2 separate regions of the Homo sapiens genome follow, and region 2 is linked to region 1. Evidence: read pairs that join two places in POLR2A ChIA-PET (ENCODE). Cell type or tissue: endothelial cell of umbilical vein. All regions are shown on one strand. Each heading gives the region's core, and the rest is flanking DNA. Links, peaks and the distances in the headings are about the cores only. Region 1 holds the start of LOC105374721 (a long non-coding RNA gene). Region 2 holds the start of RAI14 (retinoic acid induced 14).

What was found. ChIA-PET counts read pairs that join two places held together with the same protein. Peaks named below come from ENCODE experiments on the same cell type or tissue, not always from the same donor. Only the 100,000 strongest peaks of a DNase experiment are listed, where the experiment ranks them.
Region 2: POLR2A ChIA-PET joins it to region 1 with 14 read pairs; 9 of 35 experiments call an interaction of 5 or more read pairs at or near these places.

Annotation. Positions count from the first base shown.
Region 1 is chr5:34,578,916-34,595,656 of GRCh38, forward strand. It overlaps LOC105374721 (a long non-coding RNA gene), which reads left to right and starts at 6,923. Exons shown (of 3, transcript XR_925916.3): 1 at 6,923-6,971; 2 at 9,904-10,016; 3 at 11,251-12,306. In endothelial cell of umbilical vein, for the core only: no CTCF peak of the experiment used is centred there; DNase peaks (open chromatin) are centred at 4,466, 6,736, 7,386 and 7,806; H3K27ac peaks cover 4,000 bases.
Region 2 is chr5:34,654,716-34,671,456 of GRCh38, forward strand. It overlaps RAI14 (retinoic acid induced 14), which reads left to right and starts at 1,613. Exons shown (of 18, transcript NM_015577.3): 1 at 1,613-1,760. RAI14-DT (RAI14 divergent transcript) reads right to left here and starts at 1,458. Exons shown (of 3, transcript NR_183264.1): 1 at 1,278-1,458. RefSeq lists a silencer at 1,571-1,620. In endothelial cell of umbilical vein, for the core only: no CTCF peak of the experiment used is centred there; a DNase peak (open chromatin) is centred at 5,896; H3K4me3 peaks cover 211 bases; H3K27ac peaks cover 2,776 bases.

The DNA of each region.
Region 1 (16,741 bases), core at 4,286-8,285:
CTCAGGCTACCATAGGAGCTGTTGTGAAAGTTTGTGCTCAGCCAAGAAGCCCAGTGTCTTCCTGCAGCCCCAGGCCACTCCAGCACTTCCCTCACTGCTCTCCACTCTGGGCCTGAACTTCCAGAAGGCTCCCTGAAGCAGATCCACACCTCTGCAGCACCACTTCCCCAACCTTACCAAAGTGTGCCTGTGAACAGATGCTGCAAGAGGAGAAAGGAGAGGGGGAGGAAGGAGAAGGAGAAAGGGTAAAGGGAGGGAGGGTCACTCCAACCTTGCCTGCTGGTTAATGCAATAAACTGAATTGGACCAAGATGTCGATCACCTCTAATGATGGCATACATACTCTTAATACTTAATTTGACTCAAAGAAGAGACTAATAAAATAATTCCAGGCCCTGGAGAGGTCCACAGGGAAGACACTTTTGTTCAGGCACTGAAAAATAAACTATATCCATTTACCAGTAGGCTGGTCTGACCACTGGAACCAATGAACGACAGCAGTTCAGGCATTTTATAAACCCAGAGCACTGGCCAGGGATGAGCTCTGCAGCAATGGGTTTGCCTCTGTTTAGCCTCAGAACCTGGCTGACAACAGAACAGGGCCTGCGGGAAAACAAGGACAGGTGGCCAGTTATCCAAAGGGCTTCCTGCTCCACCATCTCCTACTCTCTCTGGACAGTTCATACACCAGAGAAAATGGCCTAAATATACGAACCAGATGATATGAGTCCCTTGGGAATGGGACTCATAAATACCACTCTGGGTGGAATTTAGCACAAATGGGATGGTGTGCAGAGCCATCCCTGAGCTCCCGTGAAGTGAGTGGAGTCGTCCTCTTTGTTATTCTCCCCTAAAGGCCCCTTCTGTCTTTACCCTGCCTCATAAAACTCCCCACACATTCAGCCCCCAGGGCCTGACACTGTTTCTGTCTTTGCGGCCCTGTCAGCAAGGGTTCAGGGGATAGTGGAGGAACATAAACACTTTTTTTTTAAAGAGAAGGTCCCACTCTTTTGCCCAGGTTGGAGTGCAGTGGAGCAATCATGGCTCACTGCAGCCTTGACATCCCATGCTCAAGTGATCTTCCCACATCAGGTCCCCCAAGTAGCTGGGACCACAGGCATACAACATTATGCCTGGCTAGTTGCTTTTCTTTTAATTTTTTTGTAGAGACAGTGTTTCCCTACGTTGCCCAGGCTGGTCTCACACCCCTGGGCTCAAGCAATCCTCCCTCCTCAGCCTCACAAAGTATCGGGATTACAGGCATGAGCTTGCTATTCCTGGCCCTAAACACATTTTTTTTTTTTTTTGAGACGGAGTCTCGCTCTGTCACCCAGGCTGGAGGGCAATGGTGTGATCTCGGCTCACTGCAACCTCCACCTCCAGGGTTCAAGTAATTCTCCTCCCTCAGCCTCCTGAGTAGCTGGGATTACAGGCGTCTGCCACCACATCCAGCTAATTTTTGTATTTTTAGTAGAGACAGGGTTTTGCCATGTTGGCCAGGCTGGTCTTGAACTCCTGACCTCAGGTGATCACCTGCTTCAGCCTCCCAAAGTGCTAGGATTACAGGCGTGGGCCACTGCGTCCAGCCCTAAACACATTTTTAAAAGAAAATATGAATAACGTGCTAAAAACCAAATGGGTGATGCACATAATTTGTGTTGAAATTCAGAAGGGAAAGAACTTTGTGAAGGAGGTGATGCTTGGATTTGGCCTTGAACCCGTGAGCCAGGCACAGGCAAGCAGAGGATAAGGCCAGTGAGTGGGAAAACTCACGGAAGAATTAAGAAAAGCCACATGAGAGAGTCATAGAAAGGCCACGGGCTGGGGTCAGGGACATCTGTGATGCACCCATTAGAGCTATAGTCTGGTCCAGAGGGGACAGGGCCTAAGCTAAGGTGATGATGATAATGAAGGGCAAAGCCTGGTAATGGAGTTAATGTGGCCAAAGAGAGTTAGTGCTCCACCCACCCAGCCCCAGTGTGGACTCCTGGCCTTCCCCATCTAAATGCTACCACTCTCCCCATAGCCAGGAAGCCCCACAATTCTTTTATCTTTTGCTCAGAGCCCCATAGCTAAACACTATTGACTTTAATTTTCAAATATATGTCCAATCAGATCAGTTCTAACCACCTTCATTGGCACCTCTCCAGTTCGACACCATCTCTTGTCCAAGTTACTGAAACAGCCTCATGGCTGCCCTTCCTTTAAGCATTTTGCTGTATTACAATTCATTCTCCACACAGCTGCATAAATACAGGCAAGCCACGCCCCTGCTTAAAGCCCTCCAAGGCTTCCCGCAGCATCGCAGCATCGGGAATTAGATCCAAACACATTACCAGGGACAAAAGGCCCTCCTTGTCCTGCTCTGCTTTGCTGTCTGACTTTGTAAAACCATCCCAGAGATGAAGTGGCTCTACTCCGAAATGGTACCAATTGTCCTAACTCCTGGTAGACGTTTCCTATGTGCCAAGGATTCTTCTAGGTTCTTCATAAGTAGTAAATCATTTGATTGCCCCTCCTCCCCCTAAATAACACTAGGAGTTAAATCCTATGGTCCCTATCTTACTGATGAAAAAATTGGAACACAGAAATCTTACATAAGCGGCCGGACTGGGGTGAGACCCCTGACTCCCCCATTATGCTATACCCTTCCCCATCTCCTGTGGCCAGTGGAAGTGATGATGCAGTTTTGTAAGAAGGAAAACTGTGGCTGTGCTGGAAAGTGAGAAAGGCATGTGTATCCATGCATACACATACATACCTTTAAATATGTGACATGTTCAAACACACGTAGGAAAGAGTGTAAAAGGATATCAACAAAATGTTAACAGTGATTATCTCTGGAAATGAGAGAATGGGTGCTTTCTATTGTATTTTCCTGAATTTACACCTTTTCTAAAAAAATTTCTAAACATAAAATAGGTATTGCTTAAATGTCATCCTTTTTTAGTGAGGCTTCCCTGAAGACCTTTACATCCCCCTTACATGCTCCCTCCCTCATTTCTGCTTGACTGTTCTCCACAGCACATACCTTCATTCAATATACTATACATTTTACTTATTGTAGTGGTTTTATGCCTCCCTTTTAGAATATAAATACCATAAGTAGGGAATTATCACCTGTTTTGTTCATTCCTGTATCCTTAGACCCTAGAATAGGAAATTCATAGTAAGCACTCAATCTGTTGAATAAATAAATGAAATCAATGAATTAAAAGAAAAAGTAGGTCATTTTTAGGAGCACATATCATAGGCAACCTCTTCACCTAAGGCTGACCCAGAACAGAGGCTGGCACTCCTGTGGGTCACATGTTCCCACTAGTTTGGGAAAAAGTGTTTGCTATCTCAGCATCATGCTCCCCTCATCTGCCACCCTCACAAGGAAGATCACTACCATTGGGCAGCCAGCCATTGTTCTAGTTGCCTACGATGCTACCTGCTCTTCTTGTCTTTACTCTGTTTGTACAAAGCCTACACTCCCTGGAAATTTCACTCACGGCTAGTTCTGTGTTAACTTTGCTTACTCCATTTGTGGAAGTGGTCCAGCTCTCTTCCCAGCCATGGATAGAACAGCTGGTGGGGACAGCTTAAACAAAGTCAGGTGCTAACTGCTTCCCGCCCAGTAGCTGGTGTTCAAAGACTTAGCTCAGCCCTTGGCCCCAAGACTCTGCTGTGCAATTTGCACACCTCCCTCAAGAGGCTTGGGAGAGAAATACAGTCCCCATAGCCATCCCCTTAGAGACAGACTGAGAGCCGAAATTCCCTTCTTGCAAAAGAATTTGGGGACAGTCCTGGCCCCATCAGCTGAACAGACAGTTTGGTTTTATAAAACAACTTGGGGGAAAACTAGATAACTCTTATTTTTTGATTTCCTGGGAAAATAATGTGATTATTTTGTGTATAAGTGTTTTTAATTTGACTTTTTAAACTATTAAAATATTATTGCATGCCCCTGTAGTCCCAGTTGCTCGGGAGACTGAGGTGGGAAGACCACTTAAGCCCCAGAGGTCGAGGCTGCAGTGAGCCATGATCATGCCACTGCACTCCAGCCTGGGCAAGACAGAGACAGGCTCTGCCTTGAAAAAAAATGCTCTAAGCAGAAATGGGCAAGGGGAAGCTTTCCACCCAGTATTTGATGAGAATCACTAATCTAGCAGTCCTCCTGTTGTTGGATACTTGAGCTGCCTCTAATGGCTCACCAATATAAATAAGGCAACAACAAACATCTTCAAATATATAGTTTTTTATCTTTGGAATTCCTTCTTGAACTTGACCCTTCTACCTGTTGGTTTTAGCTAGTATACACCCAGCATCTGGTAGAAAACACTTTTATGTTATATTAGGCTGAAAACCTGGGAATCCTATGATTTGTGTGGGCCACACCCTTGTTTCTGTAAGAACTGTTGTGTTTTCACAGGAAATGTTAGTAATACAAGTGGTGTTAAGCAGTGAATAGATGTTCATTTACTAAAACAGGAAGAACCAAAGTAGTGTTGAGAGGCAGAATCCAGACAACAGGAAACAGTCACAAGATGCAGAAGGTTCTGTGAGTTCTGAGGGTCTGTGCAAATTTGACTCTGTAATAAGGTAGATGGGCAAAAAGTGGAAATATCAGGTCTGAGACATGAATGCAAGAAAGATCCTGTGGACAAAGAGTCTAGTATAGTGATTAACAAATATGGGTTCGGAGTCACACATATGTTCAATTTCCAGTTCTACAGATTAGGTGTGTGACCTTGAAAAAGTCGCCTAAACTCTCCAAGCCTTGGTTTCTTATCTCTAAAATGGAAATTGTAAATGATACTACATTGACAGGGCTCTTATGCCCTCAAACTTCCCTTCGGGCTTGGCCAATACAGAGCCCCAGCTGATGAGAGGAAGGAAAGAGAAGGAGGTCAAAGTATATATTCTATAAGGTACCTCCTTGTGAGGTTGTGGCTGTGTCCCTCAACAAGAAAGCAGCACTCCTTTTCAAGTGGCGTGCTCTACAATACTCCTTTTCCCTTCAGGTTTCAACAACCTCTTCTTCTCCTTATCTCTTTGGCCCTAGAGATAGCATCTTAGTTCATCTTCTGTAATTTATAACAGAATACCTGGAACTGGGTAATTTATAAGAAACAGTTTATTTCTCATAGCTTAGGGAAGTCCAAGGTTGAGAGGGCCATCTGGTGAGAACCTTCTTTCTGGTGGGGACTCTCCGCAAAGTCCCAAGGTGGTGCAGGGCATCATATAGTTGGGGGGCTGAGTGGGTGAACTCAGGTCTCTCTTCCTCTCCTTATAAAGCTCACTCCATGACAACCCATTAATCTCTGAATGGATTTATCCATTCAGGAGGGGAGAGCCCTTAGGACCCTTAAAGGTCTCATCTGTCAATAATGACACATTGGGGATTAAATTTCAACTTGAATGTTGGAGGAGACAATTATCAAAACCACAGCAGATGGTAACCACTCTGAAGTCCCCTGTGGTTCCCCTATTCTCCCCCATCTTTGTAATTTAGCTCTTAGTAAATCAACCCTGCTCAAATTATTCTACTTTGAGTGTGCTGTCTGATTTCCATTGGGACCCACACCAATACAGTATCCTTCCCCTGCTGTTTTATCTATTACATTCCTTAGGCCCTCTGGCTTCCAGATGGATTCAGTCAATAAGGACCCTGGATGGTGGAAGGTGGGGACTTGCAGGCATGTCTGTTTTCAGTGATGTCTCCTGTGGTTCCAGCTTTGAACAGTGACTGGCCCCTGGGCTTCAATAACACAGCCCGTTCCCTTTTGCTCTCTGCTGTTGCTGATCTCAGCTGCCTCACCATTGCTGTCTGGGTTCTCTCCTCTTCCTTCACCTGCATAACCAATTCCCTGGATTAAATTTCCTTTGGTTAAAATACTTAGAAGAAGTTTGGTTGCCTTGGTTGGACCCTGACTGATATATTCTCTAAGTCGCAGTTTCCTCATCTGTAAAACAAATCTAACAAATAATACCTATCACCAAAGGATAATGTGAGAATATTAATGTAGGAAAAACCCATGATAACTGCTCAATAGATATTAACCATTAGTAGTCTTTTCAGAGCTTCTGGTGGTCCTTGGGATAAAGTCCATCCTCTGTAATATGATTTATAAAATATGGCTCCTGGTGGGGTGTGGTGGCTCATGCCTGTAATCCCAGCACTTTGGGAGACCGAGGCAGGTGGATCACCTGAGGCCAGGAGTTCAAGACCAGCCTGGCCAACATGGTGAAATCCCGTCTCTACTGAAAATACAAAAATTAGCCGAGCATGGTGGTGCACACCTGTAGTCCCAGCTACTTAGGAGGCTGAGACAGGAAAATCTCTTGAACGTGGGAGGCAGAGGTTGCAGTGAGCTGAGATCACACCACTGCACTCCAGCCTGGGCACTGGGCAACAGAATGAGACTCTGTCTTAAAAAAAAAAAAAAAATTCTGGCTTCTGGTTTCCCTTCCAGTCTCATGTCTCCCTCTCTGTCTCATACAGATTCCCCAGCCCTATATAAAGTCTTTCACTGTTCCCTCTACTAACTCTGGCATAATACCTATTCCACTTTATTATAATTACTTATCTCCATCCATCTTCTCTGCTAAAGCTGTGGGGTCCCCAGAACTTGTTCATAGCTTACTCACACTAAATCCTCAGTAAATGTATACAAATAGAAGGAAGGAAAAAGGAAAGGGGAGGAAACAAGAGAGGGACAGGTAGTAGTAAGAAGTACAATGACCTAGAGATCCTGGCAAAATAGTGGGTCAACAATCTAGACCAGTGAGTCAGGGGTAAAGGCATAGACAAAAGCTACTTGTTGCTAGGAGGCAATGGGTCAGAAATCTAGATGGAAAACAGTACAAGGCTGTACAAACAAAGGAACCAAAGGTAAACATGAAACAGAAGTTTCCAGCCCCACCAGGAGCTCTTATTCACCTCCTGCTGACTCGGGAAGCTGTTCCACCATCCATCACGCAAGGTAAGAAAGGCGAATGGCAGCACCTGGCTGGAAAAGGAGTGAGGGGAAGTATGGGTGGCTGATTGTGACGGAAACACAAGGCTGTACAGCACTGGCCATGTTCCTTGAGTCAAAATGATCCAGGTGGCTTTCAAAAATCTTAGTACATGAGAAATACCCCATGGCCCACTCTCTTATTTCCCCTTTCACCATGGAAACTCGCCAAGCTGAGTTTCTTGACTGGGCTACCTGCACGACCAAACCAAACAGGCACCTAATCTCTAATCTTACTGCTGGGCTCTGTCTCAGACCAGATGAGCAGAGTTCAGGCTGGATATCCCACAGGAGGAAGGCTGAATACCCCTCTCCTCACCAAAGTTGGTTAAGGTCTGGGTGAGTTATGTCTCATGTTCCTGTTGTGAAATGGAATGAACAAACAGGGGATGTGATTCATGTCTGTAGACACGTAGTATTCCTGAGAGCTAATCAGGAAATGCCATTTCATGTCTGGTCTTATAAAGCCTCTTCAAAAATTTGATAGAGGCTAAAGGGGAGCAATCATTTTAAAGTGAGCTCTTGTTATCTCTTCAACCACCTACGCCACACGCCCACCACTAAGTTCTGAGAAAACTTTACACCCCCCTCTTCTTCCTCTGCCCTAGTCCCTCTCCCCAACCCGTACCGCCAACACACACACCTGCATACACATGCACATGCAAATTGTTTGAAAGAAACATCATATGGCCAGGTACGGCGGCTCACGCCTGCAATCTCAGGACTTTGGATGGCTGAGGCGGAAGGATCTCTTGAACCGGCCATAGTGGCTCATACCTGTGGTCCCAGCCACTCAGGAGGCTGAAGTGGGAGGATAGCTTGAGCCTGGGAATTCCAGGCTGGGTGAGCCGAGATCGCGCCATTGGCCTCCAGATCAAGTGACAGAGCCAGACCCCGTCTCAAAAAAAAAAAAAAGAAAGGAAACATCATACAACATGAGGCATACTTTACACTGAAGTAAGTTGTTGTTTTCAAGGCAAAATGAGTTTCCCTTAATTTATAGGAAATAAAAAGAAATATTTAAAAGACTAGTAAGAACAAATAAATCCAGTTCTCAGCTGGTGATCGATAAATAAGAAAAAGAAAGACAGATAAGGAGAAGATTCACCTATAAATTAAGTGCATTTAACAACTTAAATTATTACTTCCCCCAAAGGAAATGAAAATGGACCCTCTGATCAGAGAGATAAAGTATGTTTTATTTTAGTTTTTTAATTAATTTTGCAGGGAGACACCTAAATTTACCAAAAAAGGGAGCTAATATCAGGGAAATACAAGATCTTAATGGAAAGATTATGGAATTCACAAGTTACTGGTGGCAACAGTTTGGACACAATTAGACATCTTAACGATAATGAAAGTATATAGTTTAATGAATCTATGTCAAGGGAAGCCTTGAGTATAAAACCTTTACAGGGTCCGACGAGATGAGGACTTTTGCTCAATGAGTAAATAGTGTTTGACCAGTTGATTAGTAAGGATGTGTTTTTGAATTCCTCGAGATTTAACAAGATGACAAATCGGACTTGTTTAGATTTCTTTTTCGGGCTAGCAAGAACACTTTGACACACTAAGTAGGAGGAGTCCCCTCAACCCTCTGTGAGACTCCTAAGCCCACTAACCCTGAAGTCACACACAGCTCAAGACACACAGAGGGGGCCTCTAAGCTGAGAGACGTTTATTCAAAGACTTCTCTGATCTATCAGAACTGGTGATCTAGGAGCTTTTTGTAAAGCTAGGTATTCTTCCTCTCCAGAAAACAAAAGCAAAAACAAAACACTTTGCTTCTCTATCAGAGGGATCCTTTTCATTTCTTTTCGGGGAAGTCTTCTTTCACGTTTAAATGAGCTCAATTTATAGATGACTCTTCTCCCTGTCTGTTCTCCTTGTCCCCTTTATCAAGCATGGTGAAAACTGTGGAGTCATCCTTGTCTCATCTGCTCTGACTAATTTGTTTACCATATCTGGCCAGTTCTTCTTTTGAAGGGTGGCTGCAATTTTCTCTTTCTTATCTCAGTTGTTGTTGCTTTGCATTAGCATGTTTTCATAGCCTCTCCTCCTCTCAGTCCCTTCCCTTCCTCCTGAAATCTAAACCTTTCTGACACTCTTTCATCTGGCACTGCCCCCTCACAACTGTTATGAGTTCCTTTTTCTCCCACATTGAGTCTGAATTCCTCTCTATGGCTTTCAAAGACTTTCTTATTCTTCCTCAACCCTCTTCATTATCTGCTACTCCCTAGTGCTCCCTTCTCTAGTGAGGTCAATATTCTCTTCCACTTACTGGGCTTGTTTCTCTTCTTCCTTCTCTTTACCCATCAATTGCCCTGTCCATTGGCTTATTTTTTTTTTTTTTTTTGAGAAAGGGTCTTGCTCTGTCACCCAGGGCAGAGTGCAGTGGTGTGATCTTGAACTCCTGGGATCAAGCAATTCTCCTGCCTCAGCCTCAGCCTTCCAAGTAGCTAGAGTTATAGACGCATGGCACCATGCCCAGCTAATTGTTTTTATTTATTTATTTATTTATTTATTTTTGAGATAGGATCTCACTTTGTTGCCCAGGCTGGGTTGAACTCCTGGGCTCAAGTGGTCCTCCCTCCTTCACTTCCCAAAGCGTTGGGATTATAGCCTTGAGCCACCGCGCTGGGGCCGGCATTTCTCACTTCTGTCTGCAGAGCATGTCTCCTCATCAGAGACCAACTTCTTACAAAGTCCCACTCAATGACTGAGATTCTTCCCTTTCTCTAAGCTCCCACAGCATGTAAAGTTTGTGGCACCTGGCTTGATACAGGTCTGGATCATTTTCAAACCGCTCTATTTGTGTGAATCTTGTCTCCCACAAAAATGATACACTTTTCAAACAAAAAGTCCATTTTCTCTGCTTACATGCATTTTGTGTCTATAGGAAAAGTTTAGAAGAGAAAGCATGATTTACATTGGATCCGTTGACATCATCATGTGATGGAGAGGCCTTTGGAGTCAGCCAGACTCATCTCAACTCTGCCACTTACTCATTGTGTAGGTGAAACTTCTGAGTCTCCATTTCCTCATGTGTAAAATGGGGATACTAATTCTTGGCAGAGTTGCTATAAAAATTAAATGTCATAAGATATGGAAAGCTTCTTAGATACTATTTGGCCCATAATTATATGCCCAATAGATAGTAGCAATATCTATTATTAAATTCTGGAGGAGGTAGGTGGCAAGACTCAATTCTGGAAGTGAGTTGGACTCACTCTCAGGTGTCCTTAGATCCTAACTGATAGGGAGAGAGGAAGCAAGAGCAGACTTCCTATCTGCTCAGCCTGGATGTGGTCAACTTCTGTCTGGGATGGTGTTTAACTGGCTGGAGGAGTTTTACTTTCTAAGATGAGAAGGAAAGGTTGTCCAGAGGGACCAGCATTCCAGAGGCTCATTTCCTGGGCCCAACTCTGAAGCTCCTTTCCTCAGAGATGATGCAGGACCCGATTATAGAGGTAGACACTGTCATACAAGAGCAATACCCCAGGGATGAGAAGCAGACATTTGGCCTTGACAGAGAGAGATTCTCCTGGTGACAGGAGCTGGACTGGTGCTGAGCGCATAAGGAGTGGCTCAACCAATCCTGCAGCAACCTGGATGCTAACAGGCACAGAGAGATATGAGGGATACAGTAATGTAACAGACTCTACTACAGTGCTTACTAAGTATGTGTCTGCATTGATCTTTGAGCTTTATGTTGTAATATTAATCTTCACAACAACACTGTGAGGTAGCTACCATTCTTGAGCCCCATAGTCTCTATCTATCCCTCTAGATTCCTTGTCTGCCCTCCTGCACTCTGCTCTGGGCCCTAGGAAGCTAGCTTTGATGGATGGCCTTAGCCTGCCTCCTTTGCACTCTGTATCTTAGTTGGGTTCAGCCACTGGGGGCTACTAACAGGAGGCACAAATATCCAGGAATGGGAATAAAACATTGGGTCTGAAAGATGGCAGGGTCAATGTTCCTCCACTGAGAGCCACAGCTATGAGTACACAGCCCTTTCTACAGGCAAATCCATAGTTACTCTTCATTCTCATAAAACCTGTGGGCCTAAGGGCAGAATTGGCTTCCTGATGTTGCTAGCTCTGGGGTGCTTCACTGCCCCATGCTGGTTTCCCCTAATCCTGCCCACTTTGGTGAGTAGTCTCTTTATTAAACCCTTCTCAATTTGAGAACACATCTGTTTCTTGCTGAGACCCTGACTAATATAATTATTGTCCCTCTTTTACAGATGAAACGCGGAAAAGTTCAGTAAAACCACCAAGTAAGTGGTGGAGCTGGGACTCAGTCCAGGCACCCAGACAACCTGGTTCCAGAGTTGGGCTCTACATTTTACTGCCAATGCAGTTCATGGAAATAACAAAGATGTGACCTGGAGAAATACCCATGACTGTAGCTTTGTGCTTTCACACCCAACCAGGCTACCTCCACAAATCAGTCTGGCCAGTGCTCACTACTCCAGGCCCCAGAGTCAGATTTTGTCATAGTTGCTTATTGTCAATTTCCTCCTTCTCTTAAGGAGACTGCAAACCCCTTCTCAGGCCAGTGTCTATTCAGGGTGGTTTTTGCTCACCCCAGTTCAGACTCCTAACCGGAGTACAAGGCGTTAGAAAGGGGTGGACCGAGGACAGAGGAAGAATGGTAGGCTCCACAAACCTAGTGCAGAAAGGTAAGACATGCGATCATTTCTTGCTTTTTTTTTTTTTTTGTGACAGAGTTTTGCTGGAGTGCAAGTGGAGTGCAGGCTGGAGTGTAGTGGCATGATCATAACTCACTGCAGCCTAGACCTCCCAGGCTTAAGCAATCCTCCTGCCTCAGCCTCCTGAGTAGCTAGGGCTACACATGTGCACTACCATACCTGGCTAATTTTTTTATTTTTGTAGAAATGGGATCTCTCCATGTTGCCCAGGCTGATCTCGAACTCCTGGGCTCAAGCGATTCTCTCGTGTCTGCCTCCCAAATTGCTGGGATTACAGACGTGAACCACTGTGCCCAATTTTCCTGCTTCTTCCTAATCTCTTTTCCTCCCTCTGAGGATGAGGATAATTCCCAAAGATGCTAACAAAGCTGTGAATGTGGAGGAACCAGAATTTTGCTCTGCGTCTAGGGCAACGTTTTATTTGGTTGTTAGAAACACCTAATTAATATACACAATTTTACTTCACGTGCCTGTTGTTTCTTGAAAGGCGAGGGGTTCCTCTTTGAGTATCATGCAATCCCATCTTTATCAAATGTTATTTGAGAAAACTGCCACTGAAAAATCAATAAAACAGTTATTGGAAAAGAATCATCCCGATGAGTGTCCATTAAGTCTCTAGCAAAGATTGATTTCAAATAAAGGACTGTTGTATAAAAAACTAACTCTTGGCTATAAGAGCTTATAATGGTGGAATAGTTTTTGTGTCTGCTTTTAAAAGCTATTTGGATCATTTTCCTCCTTGTCAGCACTCTTTATATCTATGGGATCATTCTTTAATGCAAACATAGTAGTTCAAGGCATAGAATCTGGAGCGAAATTATTTGGACTCATTTCTGGCTTGGTCACTCTCTGAGTTTGGGTTTGCTCAAAATTTGATGAGGATTTGGGTGCAAGCAGCTTATTTGAGAGGTAACAGCAGGAAGTGCCAGTAAGGAAGTGGGGAAGTGATGCAGGAAAGTAAAGACAAACAAGATGGTGGGCATGAAGGAGTGGGCACTGCCGGGTATCTGGGGACCATTCCCGCAGGCATCCACTGGGAAACTACAGAGCTCATGCTTCAGTGGTGCGCTACCCCAGGAGTGAGAAAGCTGGGAATTCATCTACCAGCTCCCATCCTGCATTGGTTGAGGGCTACTCCCGAGGTTGTGAGCTTCCTGGAATTTCTAGCCTGTCCCTGGGCAAGTCGAGCCTGCTCCTGTGGCCAGAGCAGCCCGCTGGTGAGAGTTGTGCTGGCACAGGACCAGTGGGAGACAAGAGAATATGAGAGAGGACCAACAGCATCTGCTGCAGCCCAACCCGTCACACTCAGATCCACTCATGAAACTGTCCAATCAATGATTTCTCAAAGCATCTGGTCATAGTTTCCAAGGAAGAAAAAGATTTATCACAGGCATATTCGTGAGACAAGCTACAGCCCCTTCTGCTGCAGTTAGTCCAAAGGCTCTAACTCTACTCTTCATCATCTGACTCTTCTTTCTCCCACTCTAGGTTCCCCCGACCCCCATCCTGGCCTTCGCTGGTCTAGGTTGTGTGCCCAGTGAGGTAACCTAGACCTTCACCCCTCATTTCCATGTCTTCATCAGCCTATGGTTGCTGTAGTTGTCCGTTCACCATACAGAAGCACCAAGAGGGGACCCGGCTGTCCCCTGAGTTCCAGAGATACTTCCTCTCGCTCCCACTGTGTAGAAGCAAGCCTGCCTCCTGTGACATCCAACATCAATGATCCCTGCCAGGATAGAATTTTTTTTCTTTGGCTTGCTGGACTTCTAGCCAAAGGAGTTTAAGATGACCAATTGACAGGTGTAATATTAGATTCAGTGAAATCTTGACTCTATTCCCTGATATAAGATTCCCTCCACCTCCTTCCCCCTTCCCCACTGCCAATTCACTTTGGGAACCAGGATCTTTAGTTTAGCAGAAAGCAAAGTTAAAGAAACAGGAAGTACAAATTCCCCAAGCCAGTCACTAGGAATGAAAATGAGAGGGTCACTTTCTACTTTTATTTCCTACCCCCGCATATTCTACCTACTAGAGACATAAGCACCATATAATGATGTGATGCATATACTGCATCTTAAAGACCAGTGTCCGAACCCTGTGGTGTATCATTCCCAGCTGGCATCTTAGCTAAGTCTTCATGAGGCTTCATGGCATGTGCTGTAACAAGCGGTCAGTAAATGAGAACTGTTATAGCTGCTGATGTTGATAAATACTCTCCTATAGGATATACATTCAGACCTTAAAAACTAATGTGGAACTTCATATCATGGAGCCCAGAGTAAGACAACCTTTGTTTTTAGGTTCAATTAGGCTGAAGCCTCCAGGTTAAGGAACAAAGCCATGGGGTTGTCTTCCTTTGCAAATTAGGTGACTGGGCTCCCAGAAAAGAAGAGGGGAAAATTACATAAGCAAATTATAGTTTCTCAAGACATATAAATCTTCACTGTGGGGCAAGTCTTACAACGTTGGTGGAAAGCTCTTAGTACTGCCAGTGATGTTCATTCCTTCCCATCTTCCTACCACAAGGCCATGTGGACTAGGTCAAAGCTGTATAAGAGGCTGGGCATGGTGGCTCATGCCTGTAATCCCAGCATTTTGGGAGACCTAAGCAGGAAGATCACTTGCATCTAGCAGTTTGAGAACAGCCTTGCAACATAGCAAAACCTTGTCTCTATAAAAAGTTTTAAAAATTAATTGGGTGCAATGGCACGCACCTGTAGTCCTAAGTCCCAGGTTAACTGAGGTCAGAGGATTACTTGAGCCCAAGAGTTCGAGGTGGTGAGCCATGATTGCACCACTGCACTCCAGTTTAGGCAACAGAGTGAGACTTTGTCTCAAAAGGAAAAAAAAAAATCTGGTATGCGAGATGGAGGTTAGAAGACGGAAGCCCCTGCTCTGCCATCAATTCATCATCAGACATTGGGTCCATTTCTCAACATCTCTAGACCTTAATTCTCCCATCCATTAACTGGATAAAATACTGGCATTCGTTACCTTACTGATAAATAAGATGGTATACATGTGTGAAGGAATTTTAAAGTTAAATACTATTTAATATAAGTTTATATGAAAATTGTCAGCTCTGTAAGAGATGGAACCTGGGCCTTTGAACACAGCCTTCAAAGCAATGCATCTGTAGGAATTATCTGTGGCCATGTATTAACCAGGGTTCTCCAGAGAAACACAACTAATAGGATATATATAGATACATAAGAGGAGATTTATTATGGGAATTGGCTCATGCAGTTATGGAGGGCTGAAAAGTCAGCTGTCTGTGAGCTGGAGAACCAGGAAAGTTGGTGGGGTATAGTACAGTTCAAGGCCAAAGCCCTGAGAACCAAGGAGGGGTGTCCAAAGGTCTGAGAACCAGGAGCACAAATGTCCACGAACAGGAGAAGATGGATGTCTCAGTTCCAGAAGAAAGAGAAAAATTGGCCTTTCCTCTAACTTTTTGTTTCATTTGGCCCTGCTATGGTTTGAATATTTGTCCCCTCCAAAACTCATGTCGAAATGTAATCCGCAATGCACCAGTATTGAGAGGCGGGGGCTATAAGAGGAGATTAGGTCATGAAGGCTCATGGATTCATAAATAGATTAATGGATTATCATGGGAGGGGAACTGGTGGCTTTATAAGAGGAGAAAGAGAGACCTGAGCTAGCACACTCAGCCCCCACACCATGGGATGCCCTGTACTTACTCAGGACTCTGTAAAGAGTTTCCTCCATCAGGAAGGCCCTCATCAGATGTGGCCCCTCAACCTTGGGCTTCTCAGCCTGCATAACTGTAATAAATAAATTTCTTTCCTTTTTTAATTACTCAGTCTCCAGTATGTTCTTATATGCAAAATGAACTAAGACAGGCCCTCAGTGGATTAGATGATGACCGCCACATTGATGAGGGCAATCTCCTCTACTCAGTCTATTGATTCATATACTAATCTATTCTGGCAGCACCCTCACAGACACATCTAGAAATGTCTTACCAGCCATCTGGGCCTCCCTTAGCCCAGTCAAGTTCACACATAAAATGAACCGTCACAGGCACTGGCTTCTTACTTACACTCTGGTCCCTGACCCCTAGTCTTGCTAACCTCTTTTTCCCTTCTCATCTTCAGCCAACTCCCCCAGTCTCTGTCCAGATTTCTATCTCCTCACTCTAGTCACTGACTCTGTTTCTACCTCTTTAGTCCATCTGTGCTTGGCATAATGCCTAGTAACACCTTTTGCCACCTTCTAATGACAATTCTCCCTTGAATCTCCAACTTTGCCCTCTGATTTGACCTTGAAGGTCCTGGCTCCCTTCCTGCCTGAATTCTTCTCCCTATGCCCGGTCTCCCAAACTAAGACAATAACTCTGCTGTTATGTGTTTTTTATAAATGTAGATCAAAGATTGGAGAGAGAGTGTGTGATTTTTAACCAGTCCATGTGAACCACCAGGGTCTCATTTTCAAGTTACAAAAAAGTAAAATTAATCAATTAAAAGAAGGGTCGGGGTGGTTTGTAATATTTTGCCAGCCACAACTGCCAGGATTTTGTTTAGCTTCCAAAGCATCTCGACACATAGCACACAAAGGGAACCTATACCTCAAGGTAGCCGAAACTTAAAGTCACAGTAAAAACTCAGTAATTCTAAATCGATTCCAAATTAGTAAACAATAGAATCTAGTGCAAAATGCATGAGACTGGGTGCCTGGCAAATAACCGGGGCCCAAAAAATTTGCTAATTGATGGAGTGAGAGTCCTAATAGATTATTTTTAGCTCAAGCTTTTTTTATATTTATGCACCATATGGCTCTGAATAAGGGACTTAAGTTCCCTGGGGCCTCCGTTTCTTCATTATAGAATGTTGGCTCTGCGGTTCCTTCCAGATCTAAAATTCTATTCTTTGCACCATCAATGAGATAGAAGTTTCCCTCAGTTCTCTGCTCAAATGTCTCCTTGTTAGAGAGACATTTCTTGGTAATTCTGTATTAACTAGGGTGTGTCTCTTCCCTGTCCCTCTCTATACTCTTACTTTTATTT
Region 2 (16,741 bases), core at 4,368-8,367, 76 kb after region 1:
TACAGAATACACACATGTCAAATTTCCAAGACAGCATCATCTACCTGTACCATGCTCCAAATCCCATCCTCCCAGCTGCCCCTACTTGAACCAGACTGACCTGCAAAAATAGAGCAGAAAACTCACAGGCAGTAATGTTCCCCTTAAATACCCTACAATATGTCATTAACAAGAATCACGATGAAACACTATTGTAGAAATTGCCAGCATTAAACCAAAAGAATGTTGGTCAGTTCATGTTTCTTTTACAGTGTGACTTTGTTTGAGAGGGATAAAGGACAGGAAGAGGAGTGTACATCTTGCTTTAGCTGTTCCTCACTTGGCTAAGGAACTTTTGCTGTAGGAAGTGAAGACCCTGCACCTAGTTACAAGGCTTTTGATGCTTGTTTGTCAAGTTCAACTGTTAAAGGGGAGATAGGCTCTTCCCTAGTAGGGAGAGGGAGGAAGGAAAGGGGGATGGGGCGGGGGGAGGGAACAGGTAATATCTGCCATATAAATATTAGTATGTAGCTGACACGTTATAAACTGAGCTGTTAGGGTGAATTTCAATTTTGTTGGAATCGACCTTTTTTCCCTCTTAAGTTCAATTGACTTACAGTAGATCCCAGAAAGAACTCAATACGTTATTTATTCTAGAAAGCTTTCTTCCCTGAGCAAAGGAGGCAGAGCTAACGAGGAGAAGGGAGGAGCTTAGGTGAACAGAACTGAAGTCACAGCTGGTTAGCATGACTAGAATGCATGGAAAAGCCAGCCCAAATTAGATGAGTGGGTAGATAGAGAGCTTTGAAATCCTTGGAATTAATGGTGGAGTCCATCGTAATTGAAAGGTCGGGCCTTAGTGGGCTGGGATAGGGAGAGAAGCTGTCGGGGACCTGGGGCAGTGAGCCTGTACCCCGTGGCTTCTCACACACTATTTTGAAGGCGTTCCCATGCGCAATCTCGCCTGTCAGTTCAGGCTGTAGGTTTCTCCTTTCTAACTCCTGAGCAGAACAACACTGAACGGTGGTAGTCTTGCCTTGCCACCCAATGAGTGCTAGAAAACAGTCACTTCAACCAATTGGTTCAGTCCGGAGAACGTGAGCACATTCTACTTTACTTTCTGTTCAATGATTTTGGAAAACAACCTTTTAGATTCTGGTCAGAAGGGGCTTGGATCCGTGACTTTGAAACACTCGCCACTACCACAAACGACTTTGGAAGTTAATCAGAAATAAACAGTATCTGGGATCTCATCCGTCCTAAACCCAGGGGTCAGAGCGTGGGGGGCTTCCACTAACTTCAGGTTAAGAGGATGAAACAGATCCGCGGAGAAGGGTCCCACGATCCCTGGAGACTAAAAGCAAGCCACGAACAGCCGGGACGCGCGGGCCGGGGAGATGCGCCGGGGGCTGGAGGGCGGAGAGCACCCCCCGCAGGTCCCGGCCAGAGCCCGGGGCCGGGTCACCTGACTCGCGGAATTTGGGGCCGCGAGGGGTGGAATGGGAGGGGAATGGTTAGCGCCTCCCTTCCCGCTCCCACTGGATCCAGGTCGGCGGGGGCCGGCGCCCGGCGGCCACGTGGTGGTGCTGCCGCTGCCCCCGCCCCGCCGGCCTAGCCCGGGAGCTCGGCGCCCACTGACCCCCGCAGCGGGGGAGGAGGAGGGACTGCGGCGCAGGAAGCCGAGCAGGAAGCGAGCCCGGCGGCCGCGTTTTCCTGGGGAAGCGGCGGGCGGGGTGGAGCAGCCAGCTGGGTCCGGGGAGCGCCGCCGCCGCCTCGATGGGGTGAGTGCGCGGCACGGAGTTGGGAGGCTCCCGGCGCGGGGTCCCGGGCTCGTGTCCCCGCCTTTGTGTCTGGAGCTCGGGCGCGGGAGGCGCTGGGGACGGCGCCCGGGCGGAGCGGCTGAGCGGGCTGCAGCCGGGGTCCCGCCACCTCTCCCTGGTCCACCGCCGGCAGCCCACTGTCTGCGGAGAGCAGATCTGGGGACAAGAGGAAGGAGAGGAAGGTGGAGATGAGGGTAGAGCGGGAAGACCCGGCCAAGTTAGGAGAAGGGTTCTTCCCGGGTCCTCCGCGACTCGCAGGCCGGCTGGGGCGGGGCGCGGGGCAGGGGCCGCGGCGGAGGGAGCGCGGGTGGGAATGAATGAGCAGACCCGGAGATGCACCCTGGAGTCTGCGCCGGGTCCCACCTGTTTCGCCCCGCGCGGCGCCTCGCTGCCCCCGCGTCGGTGCTGCTGAGCCCAATCCGCCTCCCGGCTGAACTTGGAGGAGGTGGGGAGGGAGGTGCGAGCGGGAGACTCCGGGTGGCTCCCAGGACGCGGGGTCCGCTATTGTTCCTCCTCTGACTCCAGGGAGCCCCTCGGCCGGCCCAAGGGCGGGGGCGAGACCCCTCTGGGCCTGCCCCTGCCCCCTACCTTGTTTTCCCCGCCGCAGCTCGGGGAGAACGGATGCTGGAGTTGGGGCAGACTCGGGGCCGCCGGGACTTCGGGAGTAAGGAGGACGTGGAGCCACCAGAAAGGCGCCCGCCATCTCCCGCGACCCCTGCCTGGTGGGGGGTGGGGGGTGGGGTGTCGTCCTCAACCACCTTCGCTGCCTTCTTGGGCAGGTTGGTGTCGGTTTAGTTTCTGCGGTTTGCAGGGTTGACATCCTAACTCCTTTGAGTTTCGCATCCCCCTTTTGTGGAGGGGGCTCAGAGCCTGGAGAAGCAACAGACGGGGAATTAAGGCAGATGCAGCCCAGCACAGCGTGGAGGGGTCCGAAGTGGCCTCACGGGGGCCTGAGCATGGCTGTCTTTCCAGGCTCCTCTTTATTTGCCAGGAGCCCAGCTAAGCCCAACTTTACTCCCAGAAATGTTGAGGGGAATCTGCGGACTCGAGGCCCCTCGCCTCGGGACCAGCGGCTTCTCTTCGCCGCAGCTCACGCATGATCGGGGTGGGATTCCGTCTTCCTTCCGGGAGAGGAGAATGCCCAGCTGCCTGGGATGGGGAAACGTTGCCGGATCTCTGGGGAATGTGGTCTCAAGGCTGCAGGGGCCTGGCAGAGAGGAACTGTCCATCACTAGGACATAGCCGAAGCTCGCCTTAGCGAAGAGAGTCTCACCTCCTCGGGCTTTGCACAGAGTTGGAGAAGAGGTCGGGAATCACAGGGAGGCTGGATTTTGGCTGCTCTGTCCCCAGCCTGCAGGTCCCTGTTCGCCCTGTGGCTCGGAATTTTATTACTGATGTATATAATCTGATAATCTTTTCTTAATGATGCCTAACAAGTGTGATTTTTTTCCCCCTTGGGTTTGTAAGACAGTTGATTTTATGTGAGGAGATTGATCCAGTTCTTATATTTTAGCCAGTGCTTGTCTAACAGAGATTGGGAGAGCTATCCCGTGCTGGGCTGTTGCACAGTTTTCATCTCCATTCACTGAGATGCTTCAGTAATGAATTTATTGTTTTATGGCTTTTTGGAGATGGTGGTGGTGGTGGTGTGATTATAACCCTGCTGGAAAATCTTATTACTGTTATCTGAATTGAAGAGACAGAAAGGATGCTGAGCCCCCTAGGGATTCCGTAGGGGAATGATGTAGTGTCCCGCCCACCAGTAGTGAACCTGACAGTGAAATTCTCTCTCCAGTCTGCTAGTTTTCAAAGCATGTTCTAGGCAGGTACACGTACTATCACCTAGGCTTTAAAAGTGAAGAAGCAGATTTGGAGGTTAAGAACAACTGGGCCTTGGAATTAATAGAATGCAGTGGACAACTTTTGCCTCTCCTTCCTCCACCCCCTCCCTCCCTTCCTTCTTTCCTTTTTTTTCATCCTTTAAAAATAAAAATAAGGGCCAGGCATGGTGCTTATGCCTGTAATCCCAGCACTTTGGGAGGCCGAGGCAGGCGGATCATGAGGTCAGGAGATCGAGACCATCCTGGCCAACACAGTGAAACCCCGTCTCTACTAAAAATACAAAAAATAAAAATTAGCTGGGCGTGGTGGCACGCACTTGTAATCCCAGCTACTTGAGAGGCTGAGGCAGGAGAATCGCTTGAACCCGGGAGGTGGAGGTTGCAGTGAGCTGGGATTGCGCCACTGCACTCCAACCTGGCGACAGAGCAAGACTCTGTCTCAAATAAATAAATAAATAAATAAGTATGAAATATTTCTAACATACATAAAAACAGAGTATAGTAAGCCATTTTGTCTTCTACTTCCTAGGTTTAATAGTTGCTAATATTTTCATATTTGATCCATACCTCTCCCCCCCCGGAAAAATAAACTATAACTTAAATATTTGATCTATTCCTACTCCTTTGCCTCCATCCTCAGGTAACCTCTAATGTGAAGTTAGCGCACACAGTTCTCAAGCATGTTTGGAACTACACTGTATCCACAAAAAAATACATGTGAGTTTGTGTTTAACATTTTACATAAATGGCATAATTCTACCTATGTATAGCTTGCATTTTTAACTTACTATGTTTTTGAGATACATGTGTTAATAGATCTTTATTCACTTTAGCTGTTACAGAGAATCCCAGTGTATGAAAAAAGTATAGTATATTTACTCCCTTGCCAAGAGTAAGTTAGGGTTTCTGGTTTTTCACTGTTTTTTGTTTGAGCTGCGGTCTCGCTCTGTCACCCAGGCTGGAGTGCAGTATCGTGATCACTGCTCACTACAGCCTCAATCTCCTGGGCTCAAGCAGTCCTCCTGCCTCATCCTCCAAAGTGGCTGGGACCACAGGCACATGCCACCATGCCTGGCTAATTTTTTTCATTTTTGTAGAGACAGGGTCTTACTATGTTGCTCAGGCTGGCCTTGAACTCTCAGCCTCAAGTGAGCCTTCTACCTCAGCCTTCCACAGTGCATGAGCCACTGTGCCTGGCCTAGTTTTTCACTGTTACACTTTTTCTGCTGAGTGACACTCTATTTCCATTTTCATTTTTATTTTTATTTCTTTTTACTATAACAGTTTGTACAATAAACATCCTGAGATGTTTTCTTGTGCACACATTTTTCTGTTACACACTTATTTAGTTAGTTGCTGGGTAATGAAGTTTAGGTAATATTGCATTTATTATTCATTCTTCAACAAATATTTAGGGTGCTTGTATGGTCTTGGCTATCTGTTGACTAAAAAAGTGAAACTGATTAAATTCTAAGAAGATTACATAGTTGGCTGGATTATTTTTTTCTTTTTTCTTTCTTTGTTTTAATTAAGAAAAGTGGGACTGGTGTAGTGTTGCATGCCTGTAATCCCAGCACTTTGGGAGGCCAAGGCAGGAGGATTGCTTGAACTCAGGAGTTCAAAACTAGCCTGGGAAACATGGTAAAACCTCATCTCTACAAAAAATACAAAAATTAGCTGGGTGTGGTGGTGTGCCTGTGGTCCTAGCTACTCAGGAGGCTGAGGTGGGAGGATTGCTTGAGTCCTGGATGTCAAGGCTGCAGTGAGCCTAGATTACACCACTGCATTGCAGCCTGGGCGACAGAGTGAGACCCTGTCTCAGCTCCCAGCACTTTGGGAGGCCGAGGCAGGTGGATCACCTGAGGTCAGGAGTTCGAGACCAGCCTGACCAACATGGAGAAACCCCGTCTCTACTAAAAATACAAAATTACCCAGGCGTGGTGGCGCATGCCTGTAATCCCAGCTACTCGGGAGGCTAAGGCAGATGAATCGCTTGAACCTGGGAGGTGGAGGTTGCAGTGAGCCGAGATCCCACCGGCCATTGTACTCCAGCCTGGGCAACAAGAGTGAAACTCCAACTCAAAGAGAGAAAGAAAAAGAAAAAGTGGCTCTTCATTGTAAAATTGAAGCATGAGACAAATCCATGGTGCTGTTTGGGATTCTTGTGCAGAAACCTTTTCTCAGCTACTCACTGGCCGTGTGACCTTGGATTACTCACCCAACCTCCTCTTCCTCATTTCTTTGGTAAGATTAAGGGGTAGGAGTAAGCATTTACAAAGGCACATTCCTGTTCTAAGAGTCTGTGAAAATGTTGCTGTGTTAGTGACGCATTTTTACCCTAATGGTAACCACTCAGGCTGAAAGGAGTTTAAGGCATTTAAACACATTGGCGTCCTCATTCCTTCAAATTGCTGGGCACATTCTTTTTTTTTTTTTTCCCTAAGTTCATGTCAGACACATGTTACACATGCAATCATCATGCTCGTGAATTCTGCAAAAGGATCACCAGGCGTCTTGCCTCAGAGCCTTTGCATGTGCTCTTCCCACTACCTGGAAAGCACTTCTCTTAGACGTCTACATGGCTGTGTCATCCCTTCAGGTGTTATGTTGAGACACCTCCTTCCAGTCCAGCCTGCAACCTCATCCCTGCTTTATTTACCTCCAAGGCACTTACCACCTTCTAGCTTGCCGTGTATAGGTTGAGTATTCTTTATTCCAGAATGCTTGGGACCAGAAGTGTTTCAGATTTTGGATATTTTTAAAATTTTTGGAGTATTTGTATTACATGGTTGAACATTCCTGATCCAAAAATTTGAAGTGCTCCGGTGGGTCTTTCCTTTGGTGTCGTGTAGGTGCTCAAAGAGTTTTGGACTTTGGAGCATTTCAGATTCAGATTCAGATTCCTGGTTTAGGGATACTCAATCTATAATTTATATCAGTATTCTGTACTAGATTATGAGCTCTACAAAGGCATGGGGTTTGCCACTCTTGTTTACTGTTGTATTCATGGTGTCTAGAACAATGTTGACCCCTAGCAGGTAAACAGATGTTTGATGAACAAATGGATATGCTTTTTGTTGTTATTTTTTCTCTGTGGAATTTCGCCTTTAACACTTACTGGATATCCTAAATGGTGCTGGTATGTGCACCATATCTCATATTTACAGATTCCTTCAGGGTAAGAAAACTTATGTCTTCTAGGGAAACCACTCCTTTTAAATCTATGTGATTTATCCTATAAGCCACTTAATGTCTTCAGACTTTTTTTCTCCCAACATTTTGCCTAATCCTGAATTTAGAGGAAAACATAAGTAACACGGTGCTTGGAAGCACACCCATCTTTCCTTTTGTGATAACCTGGTTTCCAATGCGATGAATGTGGAAGATGCATAACCAGTAGATGCTGACTGTATTCCACACGACATCTGCAGTAACAGGCCAGCAGCCATCCCAAGCAACATGAAGCACACTGCATTTCTTTCTTTTTTCTTGAGATGGGATCTTGCTCTGTTCTGGAACTCCTGGGCTCAAGTGATCCTCCCACCTCAGCTTCTCAAATAGTTGTGTCTACAGGCGCGTGCCAACACACCTGCCTAGTTTTTCTTTTACTTTTTACAAAGACAAGGTCTCCTTATGTTTTCCAGGCTGGTCTTGAACTCCTGGGCTCAGAAGGTCCTCCTGCTTCAGCCTCTTGAAGTGCTGGGATTACAGGCATGAGCCACTGCCCCCGGTCCACACTGCGTTTCTAAGAACAAACAGTGTATTTTGTTGGATTGTTGCAGAGTGTACATCATCATTGCCCTGACTTTGTGCTTTTATCTATGAGGATTTTTTTGGAGGGGGAGGAGGGATGTATTTTTCATGATGGAAGGAAAATGAGAACCTTAATCTGAAGATGTTGGAGCAACTAATATGTAGAAAGGTCCCTAGATATACTCTAAGAATTGCCACATCGTACAGTCCTTAATTCATGGCACAAAAAACATTCACTATTATAGCACTAATGCATTGTTTCAGTAGAAGCCAACTGAATTTTTTCTACCTTGCATGATGAGTATAGGAGTTGACAAAACAAAGCTAAATATATCAGAGGCCTCTTGGATGCATTTTATATGGTGATAGGGAAAAGGAGTCTAGATTTTTTTTCCCAGTGAACTATATTAGGTATACGATACTGATGATATCCTTTAAAACATTACTAGAATACTGAAGTACACCATTTACATTTCTTATTGTATCCTCTGTAATAAAATGATATTGAAAGAAATCAGTATATTATGGATCCAGATAGGGTTAAACTTTAAGCTGAAAATCATAAACATAGAATTATATGATTATTAGTAAAATGTTGCACAATTTAAACAGATTTTTTTTTTTTTTTTTTTTTTTTAGACACAGAGTCTCACTCTGTTGCCCACGCGGGAGTGCAATAGGGTGATCTCGGCTCACTGCAACCTCCGCCTCTCAAGTTCAATCAATTCTCCTGCCTCAGCCTCCTGAGTAGCTGGGACTGCAGGTACATGCCACCATGCCCGGCTGATTTTTGTATTTTTAGTAGAGATGGGGTTTCATGTTGGCCATGGCTGGCCAGGCTGGTCTCGAACTCCTGACCTCAAGTGATCCACCTGCCTTGGCCTCCCAAAGTGCTGGGATTACAGGTGTGAGCCACCATGCCCAGTTTAAAGATATTTCTTCCCTTTGTAGTTAGTCATGAGCTGAAAAGTACAGGTGGTTCAACAAAAGATAAAAATTGTTCATCAAATGTCAATTTTCTAGCTCCAGCCATCTACAATGAACAAAAAAATTAGCCTCGTCTTTGACATCAGGCCCACTGAGAGATATCAGCAAATCTAATCAGTATTTTAAAAAGTAACTTTTGGCCAGGCATGGTGGTTCACACCTGTAATTCTAGCACTTTGAGAAGCTGAGGCAGGAAGATCACTTAAGCCCAGGAGTTAAGAGACCAGCTTGGGAAACATGGCGAAACTTTGTCTCTAAAAAAATACAAAAATTAGTTGGGCATGGTGGTGCATTCCTGTAGTCCCAGCTACTCAGGAGGCTGAGGTGGGAGGATCACCTCAACCCATGAGATCGAGGGTTGCAGTGAGCCAAAATCTTACCACTACACTCCAGCATGGGCAACAGAGTGAGACCCTGTCTAAAAAAATAAATAAATACAAATAAAAAGTAACTTTACTGACTTAACCATGTGTTTAAAAACAAAGCAGTACCTTCTTCTGTTTAACTGAAGGAAGCATGCCTTGTTCTTCAATTTTATATTCTATGTGTCCAGTAGAGTATCTGCCACACAGTAGGAGATTAACATCTCTCAACTACTCCTGCCTCAGAGGTCATTAAGCCCCTCATGGCGGTCATCAGATATAGAGTTGTCCTAGTCTAGAGGAGAATTAAACAATAATCAAAAGGCAGAAATCAGCAACAAAGTGCGAAGTCGAAGTTCAGAAGATGTGAAAGAAACACTTTTCCTCCTTATCCACTCTTTGCGGAAGTTTGTGCATTGTGTCTTGATTGATTCACCAGCTGGGTTTTTGTGATCAGTGTCACCTCATCTAACCTTACTTGCGATCTAGGCCAGTCCCTTCTGTAGTGAATGGCATTCACTGGAAATTAGTCTTGCCGTATAATTCCATGACCATATGTCACACCGGGGCAAGGGGACACCTTTGGGAAGTTCTTCATGATTTGCTAATCCCTGCTTCTAAATAAGCAGAATCTAGTTGTGAGAAAAGGTGGTTGTAGTCCAAGAAGCTTACTGTACAGTGGAAGGAAATACATGGGCTCTTTTTTTTTCTTTCCTTATTTATTTATTTATTTTCTTAAATTGACATTTAGGCCAGGCACAGTGGCTGCTGCCTGTAATCCAAGCCCTTTGAGAGGCTGAGGAGGGCAGACCACTTGAGCTCAGGAGTTCAAGACCAGTCTGGGCAACATGGCACAAAACCCCATATCTACTTTAAAAAAAAAAAGTATATTTATATTGCAGTGAGCCAAGATCACACCACTGCACTCCAGCCTGGGTGACAGCGAGACACTGTCTCAAAAAAAAAAAAAAAAGGAAAGAAAAAAATTGACATTTAGTGAACACCAAAGCTTATTATCAAGGAACCAGTTTCCCTTACACTTATTTATTATATTACCTTTTAAAGCTCAACTTAATTTTTCATATCCATTTTAGGTATTGTTATCGATAAGATATTCTGTTTTCTTATGATCTAGATAAGTTCAATTTGCTTAATTAATTTATTTATTAAATTTTTTATTTCCATGGGTTATTGGGGAACTGGGTGTTTGGTTACATGAGTAAGTTCTTTAGTGGTGATTTGTGAGATTTTGGTGTACCCATCACCTGAGCAGTATACGCTGCATCCTATTTGTAGTCTTTTATCCCTCACTCCCTTCCCACCCTTTCCTCCTGAGTCCCCAAAGTCCATTTTGTCATTCTTATGCCTTTGCATCCTCATAGCTTAGCTCCTACTTATGGGTAGGAATGTACGATGTTTGGCTTTCCATTCCTGAGTTACTTCACTTAGAATAATAATCTCCAATCTCATCCAGGTCACTGTGAATGCTATTAGTTCACTCCTTTTTATGGCTAAGTAGTATCCATCATATATATATATATATGTGTATATATATATATATGTGTATATATATATGTATATATATGTGTATATATATGTGTATATATATGTGTATATATATGTGTATATATATGTGTATATATATGTGTATATATATGTGTATATATGTATGTGTATATATATACACATATATATGTGTGTGTATATATATATATACACACATATATATATGTATATATATACACACACCACAGTTTCTTTATCCACTCATTGATTGATGGGTATTTGGGTTGGTTCCACGTTTTTGCAATCAGTTTGCTTAATTTAGCTGTTCTTTTCAAAGAGATAATAACTCTAAAACTAACAAGCAGCATCTACCTCTTTTCACTTTCACTAAGTCTGTCCAGTTCCTTTTGCTGGCTGAAGTGATAGACACTCAGAAAACAGGCAGTGTTAACTGATGGAGAATAAAAGGCCAGAGAAGCCTCCTTTTGCACTAGGGCAGCACAGAGTAAAGTGTTTTCCATTTTTTTTTCTTTTTTTTTTTTTTTCTCTAAGAGGAATCCATTTGCAAACCAGAGAAAACCATCCAGCAGTGATTCTTAAATATTCGTGAGGCATAGATGGACACTTGCAAATCTGATGGGGGTTTTGGACCATTCTTCCTTGGAGAAACTGATGTATGTACAATGATGCTATAAATTCATAATTTTTATCAGTCTCATGAGTTTCATGGAACTCCTTGCCCTAAGGCCATTTATAAACCTCCTTGGAATACCCAGGTTAAGAACCCACAATGACCACCTCTCAAAGTTTGAGAATACAATTACAAGGGCTCTATTTTTCTATCATGTGCCGCTATTCCCCACCCCACTGCCACCCACAGTTCGAAAACCTATCATACATGAGTGAAAAGTAATAATTGTGGGTTTTATACTCTCAATTTGAAAACTAGTCATCGGTTGCTATGTCAACCAGTCAACATACTATTGACCATTTTTAGGATCTATTTCTATTGGATGTAATAAAATGCAATTTATATGCAATGAAAAGGTGGTTTTGTAATATGACTATTTCACAGAGACCTGATGAATTCTAAGGATGAGTCTTAAGTTTCTCACCCCAAGGAGTTGGGTCTGTTCTGTCTTCAGCTTTTGGTGGCAGCAGTTTCCCAGTTTTGCTGTTAACAGGAAGGAATGGAGATGTCCCAGGCCCCACCTGACAATTCTTGTAGTCTCACAGGAGATGTCCTGCGCCCCACTTGACAATACTCCTAGGCTCACAGTAGGTGTCCCAGGCAACCCCTGACAGTACTCCTAGGCTCACAGATGTCCCGGCCCCCCGACAGTACTCCTAGTCTCACAGTAGGTGTCCCAGGCACCTCCTGACAGTACTTCTAGGCTCACAGGTAGGCCTTTGGCTGCTCAGCCCAGTGGGGGAAATATCCCCAACTGGCTCTTCACTTTGCCTTTTTCTTCTTGGCCCCCCAGCCTGATGTGGCTGTCTTGATGGGGACCTGAAGAAGACAGGGCCACACTTTTAGTTGAGGAACTGACCCTCAGCTGGAAGCCTGCTCTTCTGGAGGAAAACATGCTTCTGTGGGAAGTATTGTGCATGGGGGAAGGGACTGCCACGTCAGCTGTACTCAGAACTGCTAATATCAGCATTCACCTTGGGTGACGTCCTCAAGCCATTTCAGTCAAAAACCAAGCAAAAAGGGCTGTGGATCTGCCTGTAACAGGCTGCCTGCCTGACCTGACAGAAGCTCTTCAGATGGGTCATTGTAATTGACTTGAGCACCTTCTCTGCCATAGGCACTTTGCTGCTGGACTGTCCTCGAATAAGGTCAGGGCTGGCCGTAGTCATTGTCAGGTTTCCCATTACCAGTATGTGTTGATGGGATAATTGGGTATTAGAAGATCTCTGGATGAATGACAAGCCCTGCCCTCGGGGACTTAAGAGTTTTAGCCAGGTTAGATATGGTCGCAATCTGCCACAGTACAAGGCGACTGTTAGTGGTGGGAATGGGGTGGCGGTGGTGGGAGGGAATTCTTTTCACAGATGAGGCTGAGGCCTAGAGAAATGGCCCCTTGGAAAGGGACAGTTAATGAGAGGCAGAGATGGATGAGACCCTGGTACTGGCTGCTCAGCACTGCACTTCTACACATTATACTTTTCTGTTTCTCTCACAGGTCAACAGTGACCTTGAGACTCCTGTATGTAGCTAATTATAATTGTTATTTGGAATTGATATCATTTTTCTATTTTGAGAAAATGTTCACGTTTCTCTTTTTTTCTGAGACAGGATCTCGCTCTGTCCCTTAGGCTGGAGTGCAGTGGTGCAATCTTAGCTCACCGCAGCCTTGACCTCCTGGGCTCAAGCAGTCCTCCCACCTTAGCCTCCCTGGAGCTGGCACTACAGGTGTGTACCACCACTCCTGGTGAATTTTTGTATTTTTGTAGAGACAGGGTTTCATCATGTTACCCGGGCTGGTCTCAAACTCCTGAGCTCAAGCAATCCGCCTGCTGTGGCCTCCCAAAAGTGCTGGGATTACAGGTATGAGCCACCATGCCCTGCCTGAGCCTTTTTTATTATTATTATTTTTTTTGCATTGGAAAAAAACTATTTAAAACATAGGCATAGAAATTATAGCCAATAACGGTATATTTACCATCCAGAATTTCCTTGGGCTACTTTTGATTTTTGAGGAAAGACTCCTAAGTCTTAAGTGCAGAAGACTTGTATAGACTTGGACAATTCACCTCGAAGAAGAGGGTAAAAATTGGGAGTTCCAGGGGAGGCCAATGGCATTGAGCAGCAGCACGAAGGTCAGAAAAGGTGCAGGACCCAGGCCCTTGGCTGTGAGAACCGTGTAACAAATGTTTGTCAGGCTTTGTTGGTGAGCTCACAGATTCCATGCTGAGGCTCTTAATCTGACAAGAATGCTCAAGTAATTTGAACATCTCCTCCCATGAAAGCTGACATATTGGTGATTGATCCTTTTTCAAAAATGAAAGGAATTACTTCTGTTGCCGAGACAGGAGAGGCATACACAGTGGCCTCTTCTCAGCCACCCAGAGGATGTGGGAACTTGTGAGACAGGAGGCTCATGGACAACCGGCTGCATTTTCTTTCTTCTCTAGGAAAGACAGCCAAGACAGGGGTGGACTCACGCGTATAATCCCAGCACTTTGGGAGGCTGAGGCAGGTGGATCACTTGAGGTCAGGAGTTCAAGACGAGCCTGGCCAACATGGTGAAACCCCATCTCCACTAAAAATACAAAAATTAGCTGGGCATGATGGCGCACGCCTGTGATCCCAGATTCTCGAGAGGCTGAGGCATGAGAATTGCTTGAACTCGGGAAGCGGAGGTTGCACTGAGCCGAGAGTACACCATTGCACTCCAGCCTAGGCAACAGAGCGAGACTCTGTCTCAAAAAAAAAAAAAAAAGGTGGGCCCCACGAAGGGTTCAGTGTCCTTTATTTAACATGTTAGGAGGCCATAGCACCAGGCAAGGTGCTGAGTATTTCATCTTTCTGTCTCCAAGCACAGGCCCACTTCAGACCCAGTTTCTATTTATCATGGGTGCAAGTTGATTCAAATGCTCTCACAACCTTCTTGGGTCTTTGTTTAAAGAAATAAAAAAATTTCTTAGATTTTCTTTGGAGTTGATATCATTTTTCTCTTTTGAGAAAAACATTTCACATTTTTTATGAGCTTTTTTAAATTGGGAAAAAAAAACTATTTAAAATATCGGCATGGAAACTGTCATCAATATCCATATACTTACCATCCAAGATTTTCTTGGAGTGTGTTTTTTGAGGAAAAACTCATGTCTGCCGCTAACTTCATGATGTATACAGCCACTCAGCAATCTTGATAAATTCCTAGGTAATTAGGTTCTTTTTTTTTTCTTGAGATAGAGTCTCGCTCTGTCCCCAGGCCAGAGTGCAATGGCATCATCTCGGCTCACTGCAACCTCTGCCTCTCAGGTTTAAGCGATTCTCCTGCTTCAGCCTCCTGAGTAGCTGGGACTACAGGCGTGTGCCACCACGTCCAGCTAATTTTTGTATTTTCAGTAGAGACGGGGTTTCACTATGTTGGCCAGGATGGTCTTGATCTCCTGAACTCGTGATCCTCCCGCCTTGGCCTCCCAAAGTGCTGGGATTACAGGCGTGAGCCACCACACCCAGCCAGTAATTAGGTTCTTTCTGTGCTATACAACTTTTCACAGTGTTGGGTGTGCTATTTGTTTCCTTTTGCAACTGCTTTTCTTCTACAGTCTCTAAAAGCCTAATGAGACAGGCACACGATGCACTGATTTCCTCCAGGTGATACCTATCTCAAGCCTGTCTCCCGGCCAATCTGTTGATGGCTTTGTTACTGTTTGTGCCTTGTTTGGCAACAGGCTTTCTTTCTGTCTCTTGTTTAAACCAACCCCTGATTATTTTTAAGTGCATAGTCCCTACAACAAAGGGTATTTGATTCTATGCCTCTTTGACCAAATAAATTGAAAGTAGGTGTTTATATCCACTGTGGCAAAAGAAACAAGGAGCAGCTCACCCTGTCCTGGTGATAAGTGCTACAGGCTCGGGTGGCAGGCCGCTGGCTGTGGGCGCTTTTGTGTGTGGCTTCCCGAACAGTAGCACTGTGCACCTCTGCCCCATTCTTGTCTCACTGGGTGATGTTTTTCAGGATTCCATTTGTATAATATCAGTGTTTAGATTGTCCTGAAGAATTGCAGTATTTTCTTTTTTATAGGGTAGAGAGAGTTGTGCAGGATGGAATAATTTCTTAAGGAACAGAAATGTCCTAATGTTAGAGAAGTACATAAGTATCTAAACGTTCTGCTTTTCCAAATTGTTGCCAAGACATGGAAACCTCCATCTCAGTCTGCTGTCAGCCCAGGCGAACGTAAAAATAGCCACTTCACTTGTCTATAATTCTCTTTATATTTTCTCTGTTATTGACTTTGTATCTTTAGCAAAGCTATATGGAAGAGGATTTGTTGACTCCGTGAATTTAATAAAGTTATTCCTTAAGCATATGCTCTACATGTGAGAACAAAGAAATAAAGATGCTACTCCATTCCAGTGAGGCAGGGGTGCGTGAGGACACACAGCCAGAAGGAATGGAATGCCTTTTGCAAATTGGTCCATTCGTATTTCCTAGAGGGACCTCTATGTGCCAGCAGTAATTCTGAGGACTCGTTCCGTCTTTGAAGGCAACTGAATTTTTTCTATTAAGTACTAAAAAGATTGGTCAGTTGGCCAGACTTTTAAAAATTACTGGTGTTGTCTCACGTGCAGCCCAGTGTCACGTGTTGGGCTTGGAACTTGAACCTTAGTTTAATCTAGCCTCCTCTATTTATAAGCTATGCCCCTTTGGCTAAATAAACTTTCTCTGCTGCAATTTCCTAGTCTGGAAGCTGAGAATAATAACAGTAGAATTTAATTCTGAAGTGCTTGTGGGCATTAAATGAGATGACATTCATTTATAATAAAATAATTTAAAAAATAAAATTTTGCAAAGTAATCTTTAAGGATAGCTATTGTGGCTGTTATTATCATTGCTAATGTCATCATGCTCTTTATCACCCTGCCTTTAAGGAACTGCTGATATATTGGCCAACATGATTATTCCTGCCATTATAATCTATAGCAATAAAGAGAGGTTGCCCCATATGTTATTGTTAACACATCTGCCTTGCATCTTCTGTTCAATTTGCAACTGTTTCTCTGTATTAGCATTCTCCCTATTTACCTTTCTATTATTATGTCATTGTGTAATGTGAACGATGTAAAGATGTAGTTCTTTTATTAGTCCCCAGTCTTATCTTATTCCAGATTGCATTAACAAGGTCCTCAGTCTCACCAGAGAACTTGTGTTGCTTCAACCGTAATCTAGACACAGAGTAGTAACGTCTTGGTTAAACTGAAAATGGTAGCTCTTAGCATGAAGCAATGGTATAGTTAATTCCCTATTGATGTTTTTGGAAAATTTTCAGACATGTTTTCTGAATAGTATATAACAGGGTAATAATTTTTTGTTTTTGTTTTTTTGGTTTTCAGCCTCCACTACAGAAAACTTGGGGCTAGGATAAGCTAACACAGTCTTACTTTGTTAGATGCTGTACAGCAAGTAAAAGCTATAGCTTCTTAAGAACAATAAGGAGGATAAACGTAGCCCCATGGGTGCACCTTGTCAGCCCTAATTGAGGATGGTCTTTTGGCACCAGGTAAAGGGGGTGAGAATACAGGAGAGTCCCTGAGTGGTAAACTAGCCCTTTCATAGCAGACATCGTCTTCTCGGCAGCAGGATAATAGTTGAGTTTGCACACACTAGGAGTCCATCAGCCTTTGAGTGAAATAAAATTGTGGGTTAATTATCCCTTCTACGTGTGGCAGAGTGAATCTTTTAAATTACTACTTTCATTGTTTAATTATTAACCTCCAGTATTTGTTAGACTTGTTTTGTGATCTTATGATAGTAAGTGA